Regions from separate parts of the Homo sapiens genome. Here region 2 is linked to region 1. A link is an interaction called in ENCODE POLR2A ChIA-PET data of the cell type or tissue named here. Cell type or tissue: Caco-2. All regions are shown on one strand. Each heading gives the region's core, and the rest is flanking DNA. Links, peaks and the distances in the headings are about the cores only. Region 1 overlaps C20orf203 (chromosome 20 open reading frame 203). Region 2 overlaps EFCAB8 (EF-hand calcium binding domain 8).

Evidence for each region. ChIA-PET counts read pairs that join two places held together with the same protein. Peaks named below come from ENCODE experiments on the same cell type or tissue, not always from the same donor. Only the 100,000 strongest peaks of a DNase experiment are listed, where the experiment ranks them.
Region 2: POLR2A ChIA-PET joins it to region 1 with 10 read pairs; 3 of 35 experiments call an interaction of 5 or more read pairs at or near these places.

The regions. Positions count from the first base shown.
Region 1 is chr20:32,634,324-32,638,710 of GRCh38, reverse strand. The region is part of intron 5 of C20orf203 (chromosome 20 open reading frame 203); the gene reads left to right. Among named protein-coding and RNA genes, the nearest start is that of C20orf203, 37 kb to the left of the region's middle. RefSeq lists a silencer at 4-191. In Caco-2, for the core only: no CTCF peak of the experiment used is centred there; DNase peaks (open chromatin) are centred at 1,663 and 2,160.
Region 2 is chr20:32,875,103-32,879,489 of GRCh38, reverse strand. EFCAB8 (EF-hand calcium binding domain 8) reads right to left here. Exons shown (of 27, transcript NM_001143967.2): 4 at 3,446-3,564; 5 at 683-786. Among named protein-coding and RNA genes, the nearest start is that of EFCAB8, 18 kb to the right of the region's middle. RefSeq lists enhancers at 1,762-1,931, 2,768-3,737, 3,738-4,387. In Caco-2, for the core only: no CTCF peak of the experiment used is centred there; no DNase peak of the experiment used is centred there.

The sequences.
Region 1 (4,387 bases), core at 138-4,137:
ACAGCTTTGCTGAGAAGTTGGCCTCCATCTCCCCAGTCAGACCCGGTCCCTCCTGTCCTCCAGTTTTGTGCAGCTGTTTTGCATTCAAGCACAGCTCCTGCCTGGCTCTGGGTCTCTGTCCTCTTCCCTTTGGTTACCCTCACCTCTTCCAGGGTGGCCACCAAGTGGGACCTCAGACTCCTCTGGTGTCCTGGACCTGCTGTAAATCTCAGCAGACCACCTCTGTGACCCTGGGCAAGTGACTTCACCTCACTGATCCTCCTTCCTCTTCTGCAAATGGAGTCTCCAGCACCAGGGTTAGCAGCACCCTCCAGAGTCTGACTGTGACCCCCACTTTCTTGCTGTGGTCCCCTGAGCAAGTCACTTAGGCTCCCCAGCCTCATCTGCAAAATGGGGACAATTACATGTCAGAGATTTGAGAATTAACTGAGAAAACATACATGAAGCACACAGAACAGTGCTTGGGACATAGCAAGTGTTCAATATATGTTGGCCATGGTTATTACAGTCCAGGCTTTCTTTTAAGGCTGTTGCAAAGAGCTCAGGGTCCTGCCCCAGAGAACCCACCCCCAAATGCCAGGTCCTTGGCTTCACATACAACCAGGCATGATGGCTCTTTGAGTCCTCACCCTGGCCTCTGCCCCTCCTGCCATCAGATTGGGCACTCTGCTTTGTATACACACACACACACACACAAGCACACATGCAAACAACAAGTACACAATGCACACACACGCACAGACACATGGGCGCACACACACGCCCATACATGCACCTGCACACACACAAACACAGGCACACACACAGGCACATGCACACACACCTACACCCACACACATGCATGCATGCACACACAGTGACGCAGAGGGCACTGATGTCTGTTGAACAAATTAAACAAAAGACCAAATGTGTGAGAAGGCCAGGAGGCTCCATCTTTTGCAGGAAAGCAAGGATTCATTCATTCAATGAATTCTTACTGAACACCTATTATTCTAAGCATCAGAAATACCTCAGTGATCAAAACAGATAAAAACCCCTGCCCATGTGGAGCTGACACTGTAGTCCAAGAGACGGACCCTAGTGAAAGTGAACAAATGACATGGAGAATGTCAGTCAGTGATACATGCTAGGGAAGCCTGTAAAGTGGGGGTGGGGAGTGGGGAGGCTATCATCTGAGATGGCAGTCAGGGAAGGCCTCATGGAGGAGGTGACATCTGAGCAGATTTGAAGGAGGCAAGATTACTGTTTCGTTGTCTACTCATTCGTTTCTTTTTCTTTCTTTCTTTCTTTTTATTTTGAGACAGTCTTGCTCTATCACCCAGGTTGGAGTGCAGCAGTGGCGTGATCTTGGCTCCCTGCAACCTCCTCTTCCTGGGTTCAAGCGGTTCTCCTGCCTCAGCCTCCCCAGTAACTGAGACTATAGGCGCCTGCCACCACGCCCAGCTAATTTTTGTATTTTTAGTAGAGATGGGGTTTCACCATGTTGGTCAGGCTGGTCTCAAGCTCCTGACCTCAGGAGATCCACTTGCCTTGCCCTTCTCCTAAAGTGCTGGGATTACAGGCGTGAGCCATTGCACCCAGCCCTGTGCTGGTTCATTTCTTCTTTCCTCTAGGCAGTGAGCCAGCGTCAGCAAGCCTGTCCTTGGGCCTCTTCTGTGGCCTGGCCTTGGCAGGGTTGGGGAGGTAGAGAGCAGCCCAGCCCCTGCCCCTGGTGACTCTCAGGCTGCTGTCTCCCGGCAGTGGGAGTGTGAACATGTCCTGCCCACCCAGTGAGAGTCAACAGAAGCCAGGGTGACCAGTCCTCTTGGTTTGCCCAGGCCTGAGGGGTTCCAGGACACTGGACTTTCATTGCTAAAACTGGGCAGTCCTGGGCAGACCAGGATGAATGGGTCACTCCAACAGAGGCTGCCCTTGGTGCCAAGGGGCAGAGGAAATATCAGGGAAGTCCTCCACTTCTCTGAGGATGTCAGGTTTGCAAGGGACATGGAAGAGATATATGCCCTCCCTGGGTGAGCGGGGAGGACAGAGGTTCCATGGCCCAAGTCCAGCAGCACATGGGGGGCGCAGGTGGGTGTGAGGACGAGGCTGTCTTCCAGGGCTCAGTGAGCGATGAGGCAGGAAGGGATGACAGGGGCCTTGCGTGTCTGCAGAGGGGCTGTGCTGACTGTTGGCAGCCAGCCTCCAAGTAGGTGGGCAGCTCCTCTGTGTTAGCATTTTAGAAAGGCCAGCGCTTTGCTGTGCAAGGTTATCCACTGGGGCCAAAGGCAGAGGGGAGCAGCGCCGTGTCCTTGCTCTCCCTTTCGTTGATTCCAGCAGGCGTTAAGCACCTTCCAAATCCCCAGCCCTGGCCAAGTGTTCAGATGTCTGCACTAGTTCAGCAAGACAAAGAGAGAGAGAAAAAGCAAATTGTGGCAAATCTAAGCGAAGGGTGTTCATTATACCATTATCTTTGGTTTGGACATTTTCGAAATAAGATATTGGAGGCGGGAAACAAATAGAAATAAATCCTGGGCCCTATAAAGCCCCTGGGGAAGAAAGAGGTAAGGCAGGTCCTTCCCCCAGCAGCTCACCATCCAGGCAAGTATCTGGGCATGCACACCCGTTGTTCAGTGGCAAGGGTGCTCGGTGTGCATGACCTCCCCAGTGGAAGGACCCTGAGGGGGGCCTGGGGGCTGGGGGAACTGTGCCAGATGGAGAGAGAAAGCAGAGGGCATTCAGACAGGAACGGCAGGAGTCAGAGCACGTGGGCTCACTGTACACGGGATGGGAGGACGACACGTCATTCCGGGTGGCTCCCTGGGGGTTTTTGCTGGGCTGGGAGGCATGGCTCAGGAGGATGCTGGAAAGAGAAGTTGTGGCCTCATGGAGTTGCCTCCTAGAATCTGTCTCTGAAAATGAAAATGTGAGACTGGCCCACCATTACAAAATCAGAGAACACAGGAATGTTTATTTTAGACAGGGTCTTGCTCTGTCACCTAGGCAAGCGATCCTCCCACCTCAGCCTCCCGAGTAGCTGGGACTACAGGCACACACCACCATGCCCAGCTAATTTTTGTATTTTGTAGAGACAAGGTATCCTCATGTCCAGGCTGGTCTTGAACTCCTGGGCTCAAGCAATCCCCCCACCTCAGCCTCCCAAAGTGCTGGGGTTACAGGCATGAGCCATGGTGCCCAGCCGAGGAAATGATTATTATTATTTATTTATTTTTCTTTCTGAGATGGAATCTCACTCTGTCACTCAGGCTGGAGTGCAGTGGTGCGATCTTGGCCTTCTGCAACCTCCATCTCCCGGGTTCAAGCAATTCTGCCTCAGCCTCCCGAGTAGCTGGGATTACAGGCATGTGCCACCATGCCTGGCTAATTTTTGTATTTTTTAGTAGAGATGGGGTTTCACCATGTTAGTCGGGCTGCTCTTGAACTCCTGACCTCATGATCTGCCTGCCTCGGCCTCCCAAAGTGTTGGGATTACAGGCATGAGCCACCGTGTCTGGCCCATTTTTATTTATTTATTTATTTTGAGACACGGTCTCACTCTATTCCCCAGACTGGAGTGCAGTGGCACAATCTTGTCTCACTGCAACCTCCGCCTCCCAGGTGATTCTCCTGCCTCAGCCTCCTGAGTAGCTGGGATTACAGGCATGCACCACCATGCCCGGCTAATTTTTGTATTTTTGGTAGAGACAGAGTTTTGCCACATGGGCCAGGCTGGTCTCAAATTCCTGGCCTCAAGTGATCCGCCCACCTTGGCCTCCCAAAGTGTTGGGATTACATGTGTGAGAGACCGCGTCTGGCTGAAATTATTTTTAAAAAGGAACTACAACCCCCAGGTTAGTCCATCACCAGAGATAACCACTGTGAAGCATTTGACACATTTCTTCCTAATATCATTTCATATATATATATATATGCATATGTAGGTCTCCTAATAAAAAATAGTTTGCCTCTTGCTGTCTTTTACCTACAGTTACATCAGATGCATTGTCTGGTGCCTTTAAGTAGTCTCTGAAATCTGACTCCTCAGCCTTTTGGATGACTCCAGCCGGTGGTGGCCCTTTGACAAGTGTGGCCCCTTCTCGTGGCTGGGCACAGAGGCTGTTTCACTCGTTTTCTGTGATAAAAACACCGCAGTAAACATCCTCCGTCCTGCGTAACTTCATGTCCACATTGCTGATTGTTTTGTTGTGTTTTTTTCTGATAAATTTCTGGACATGAAATTCTCGGAAGCCCTGCTGGGCCCGGAGCTGGCTAGGTACTCGGGAGGGTGCTGGGCTTCCTAGAGCCACGCGTCCACACCTGAGGACAGCTTGGACCCAGCTGTAAGGAACAACGTGCACTTCTTGAATGTCTCACGCTGTCTTCCACCGCTTTGTCCATGATGTCACAGTAC
Region 2 (4,387 bases), core at 150-4,149, 240 kb before region 1:
TCCCTGCCAATGAACCTCAGATGGGTAGAGGGAAAAGACAGTTTTCCTCCCCTGCAAAGCAAGGGTTCAGTGGGCACAGCGGGTGGAGGAGCCACGAGGAGGAGGAGTGAGCAGAGCGGTCAGGCAGAAGCCAAGGCAGGGTGGTGCCACCAGCTCCAGGAGTAACAGAGGGACCTACTCCCGGGGCCAGCCACTCTGAGGCCTCCAGGGCCTGGCTGGGGGCTTGAGGAGCAATTCCCTTCCTGTTGCCTGGGAGGAAACTCCTATTCCTGCCTGTGCTGGCCACCTGTGCCACCTGTGCCCCTATGATGAAACTGCCAGACCCACTCTGCACCAACTAGCACAGGAAGCAGGTGAAGCAATGCTGTATACTGGGGAATGGGGGCTGAGAGGGCCAAACACAGCAGCCCGCCACTTTCTACCTATTGGCCTGGGGCCAGCCATTTGACCTCTCCAGACCTCAGTGGCCTCATCTATAAAATGGGGACAAATCACGTACCTTAGTCCTAACACTTACAGGGCTGTGAGGTTGAAATGAGCCAAAGGACATCAGGCAGCAGGCTGATGCCAGCCCCTGGTCAGCACCAGCAAGGTCACGGATTGAGGGAGGGGCTCACTGCAGGCTGGCACCAGCACTTGTCCAGTCACCCCACCCACCAAGGCCCAGGAAGAGGCTCCTTACAGGGGGACGACCGTCATGGGAAGGTAGAAGTGCAGGCGGTACTGGCTCTTTCGCATGTCCTCTTTTCCCTGGAACTCACGCATCATGTAATCCACATACTTTTGCTGCCTCGAAAGAAAGCACAAGGGAGGCAGGGTATTGGCAAAATGGTCTCAGCCTTCAGTTTCAAGAACTCGGCAGGAGAATGGCGTGAACCCGGGAAGCGGAGCTTGCAGTGAGCCGAGATTGCGCCACTGCAGTCCGCAGTCCGACCTGGGCGACAGAGCGAGACTCCGTCTCAAAAAAAAAAAAAAAAAAAAGAACTCAAGCCTGATTCCCAGGGTCCCCCTCACCACCCCATCTCTCCCAGGCCCTTCCGATAGGCTCTGGTGGCTGCTTCCCAAGTACTGGCCAGGGCAGGTGGCCAAGCAACAGACCTGCTCTTTCTCTGTTTGTCACTCAGGCTGGAGTGCAGTGGTGTGATCACAGTTTATTGCTCAGCCTCCCAAAGTGCTGGGATTATAACCATGAGCCACCACACCCGGCCTTTTTTTTTTCCTTTTGGGACAGGGCCTTGCTCTGTCACCCAGGCTGGAGTGCAATGGTGTGATCACAGCTTACTGCAGCCTCAATCTCCCAGGCTCAAGTGATCCTCCCACCTCAGCCTCCTGAGTAGCTGGGACCACAAATGCATGCCACAATTCCCAGCTAATTTTTGTATTTTTTGTAGAGATGGGGTTTCGCCATGTTGCCCAGGCTGGTCTCGAACTCCTGGGCTCAAGTGGTCTGCCAAAGTTCTAGGATTAAAGGTGTGAGCCACTGCGCTTGGACAGCAGACCTGTTCTTGAATCCTGAGTATGGGAAGGGCCTACTCGCAGCATTCACTGAAAGAGCACAGCAGCGTCTCCCTCGCCGTCCTGAGGCGCTAAGTGCATCCTCAGATCACCCCCACAACTGGCATCACCCTGGGAGCTCTTTATTCACTCTCCCCTATGGATAATAAAACTCAGGCCCCTGTAAGGATGTGAGATGCCCATGCTCAAACATCAAGTTAACAGCAGGGAGCACCCACACCAGGGCCACTGGCGCAACTCCAGACTCCATTCCACTGCCCAGCTGCTGGAAAACATGGCCAAGGCCCAAAGCAGCCACCATATGAAGCTGTAACAAGAAACGGGGTTGTAAACAAGGACCACTGGGTAAAGCCCTGAGAATGCTAGGAATGCGAGGGGGTTAAATTGCTTTTTATTCTTTTTCTTTCAGTTGGCCTCATTGTTCTAAAGGAAATGTTTATTATAGAACATTAAGAGAAATAAAAACCGCCAAGTGCAATGGCTCACACCTGTAATCCCAGCACTTTGGGAGGCTGAGGCAGGTGGATTACCTGAGGTCAGGAGTTCCAGGCCAGCCTGGCCAACATGGTGAAACCCCGTTTCTACTAAAAATACAAAAATTAGCCAGGTGTGGTGGTGGGTGCCTGTAATCCCAGCTACTCGGGAGGCTGAGGCAGGAGAATCACTTGAACCTGGGAGGCAGAGGTTGCAAAGAGCCAAGATCGTGCCATTGCACTCCAGCCTGGGCGACAGAGCAAGACTCCATCTCAAAAAAAAAAAAAAAAAAAGAAAGAAATAAATAAAAACAAGAAAATTGAGAAGAAGAAAACCCAGAATGTATACCTATGCTGAGGAGAGCTATGAGACGGCAGTTAACGCAGGGACTCTCAAGGCACCCTCCCTGGTTTGAATACTGGCTCCAGTGCTGATGAGTCTGAAGCCCTGGGCAAACTCCTAACTTCCCCATGCCTCAGTTTCCCAATCTGTCAAATGGAGGTAAGTTTTTTGTTTTGTTTTGTTTTTTTCCTGAGACATGGTCTCACTTTGTCACCCAGGCTGGAGTACAGTGGTGCAATCTCAGCTCACTGCAGCCTCAACCTCCTGGGCTCAAACAATCCTCCCAGCTCAGCTCCACAAATAGCTGGGACTATAGGCGTGCACCACCACACCCGTTTAATTTTTGGTATTTTTTGTAGAGACAGGGTTTTACCACGTTACCCAGGCTGGTCTTGAACTCCTGAGCTCAAGCGATCCACCCCCCTTGGCCTCCCAAAGTGCTAGGATTACAGGCATGAGCCACTGTGCCCGGCCGAAATAGAGGTAAGTAATAGCACCTACCCCATAGGATTCCTATGAGGTTTAAGTAAAATAATACATAGAGAGCTTAGCACAGTGCTTGGTGTAAATGCTAGTTATCATTGTCATCTTTGCTACATCAATTTGTCAGACTATCCTTGGTACTTTTCTGTATGCTTAAAAAGCTGTATATTCCCATTGTCGAACGTTTAGAACCAGAAAAACATGAAAGCATTATTATTATGATGCTGTAAAAGCCTGACACTTTTAGATGTAACAGCCACAGGCTGGCCTATTCCTGAGTGACAGTGAAGGGTCATGAGATGGTCGTGGTACCAGCTTGAATCCCCCAAGCCAAATGGGAGGTTGGTGGGCACCACAGCCGCGTGGCAGGTGGGGTCACCGCTGCACACTCAGTAGGTCTCACACAGGGGCCAACGACACTTGTCCCTGGGGAATGAGCTGCCAGGAACTCAGCTCACACAGGTCTTAGGAGGGACGTCTCCACCAGGCAAGTCCCCCGACTGGGGCCAGAATCCACAGGGAGGCTTTCCCACATCGTGATGGCCTCCCATCTTCAGCCCCACCAACTGGTCAAGGACTGGACCCTCCAGCCTCCCTCCAGCACCTGAGGAAGCAGGGGCACCCTCCTCACCCAGGTGACAAAGCCTTCACAGTCCGAGTCCACCTTCAAAAACAGCTCCTTTAGCATCTCGTCCGACACACTGCTCAGAACCTTCTTCATGGCCTTGATGAAGGCGTCCATGCCCAGGGCTTCAAAGAGAGAACAGAGAGCATCATCCCCTTCCTCACAAGTCCCTCGGCCCATCACTGCCACGGAGTTCTCAAGTGTCTGGGTGCTGAGGGGGACACACTGAAGACCACATCTACGGCCAGGCGCGGTGGCTCATGCTTGTAATTCCAGCACTTTGGGAGGCTGAGGCAGGTGGATCACTTGAGGTCAGGAGTTCAAGACCAGCCTGATCCACATGGTGAAACCCTGTCTCTACTAAAAATACAAAAATAAATTGGCTGGGCACAGTGGTGGGTACCTGCAATCCCAGCTACTTGGGAGGCTGAGGCAGGAGAATCCCTTGAACTCAGGAGGCAGAGGTTGCAGTGAGCTGAGATCGCACCACTGCACTCCAGCCTGGGCAACAAGAGAGAAAACTCTGTCTCAAAAAAAAAAAAAAAAAACCACCATGTTTACCAGGTGTGCTCAGTTCAAGGCAGTCTTGGTGCTGCCTCCCCTACGGTCCTCAGCTGGTCCACTGCAGGGGGCACAGAAGGGAGATGGCTCCAGCCAAAGACGGGGCCCTTAGGAGGCTGCCTCCTCCAGCCCCTCAAACCTCAAATCCAGCCCCTCTTGGCCCTGTCTCCCCTCCTCACATCTCAGCATCCACCCCAGCCACCCCAGGCTAGGCCAATTCCGGACGCTTCTGTCCTCACATGGTTATCTTTTGCATCTTATCTGCTCAACATTCAACCACCCCACAAGTCCTGGCTGAAAACCCGCCATATGGGAGCACTGTGTTGGTCCCACAGCAGTGTGGGGAGGGGAGGCACTAAAAAAGACCAACTCCCATTTCCATACAAT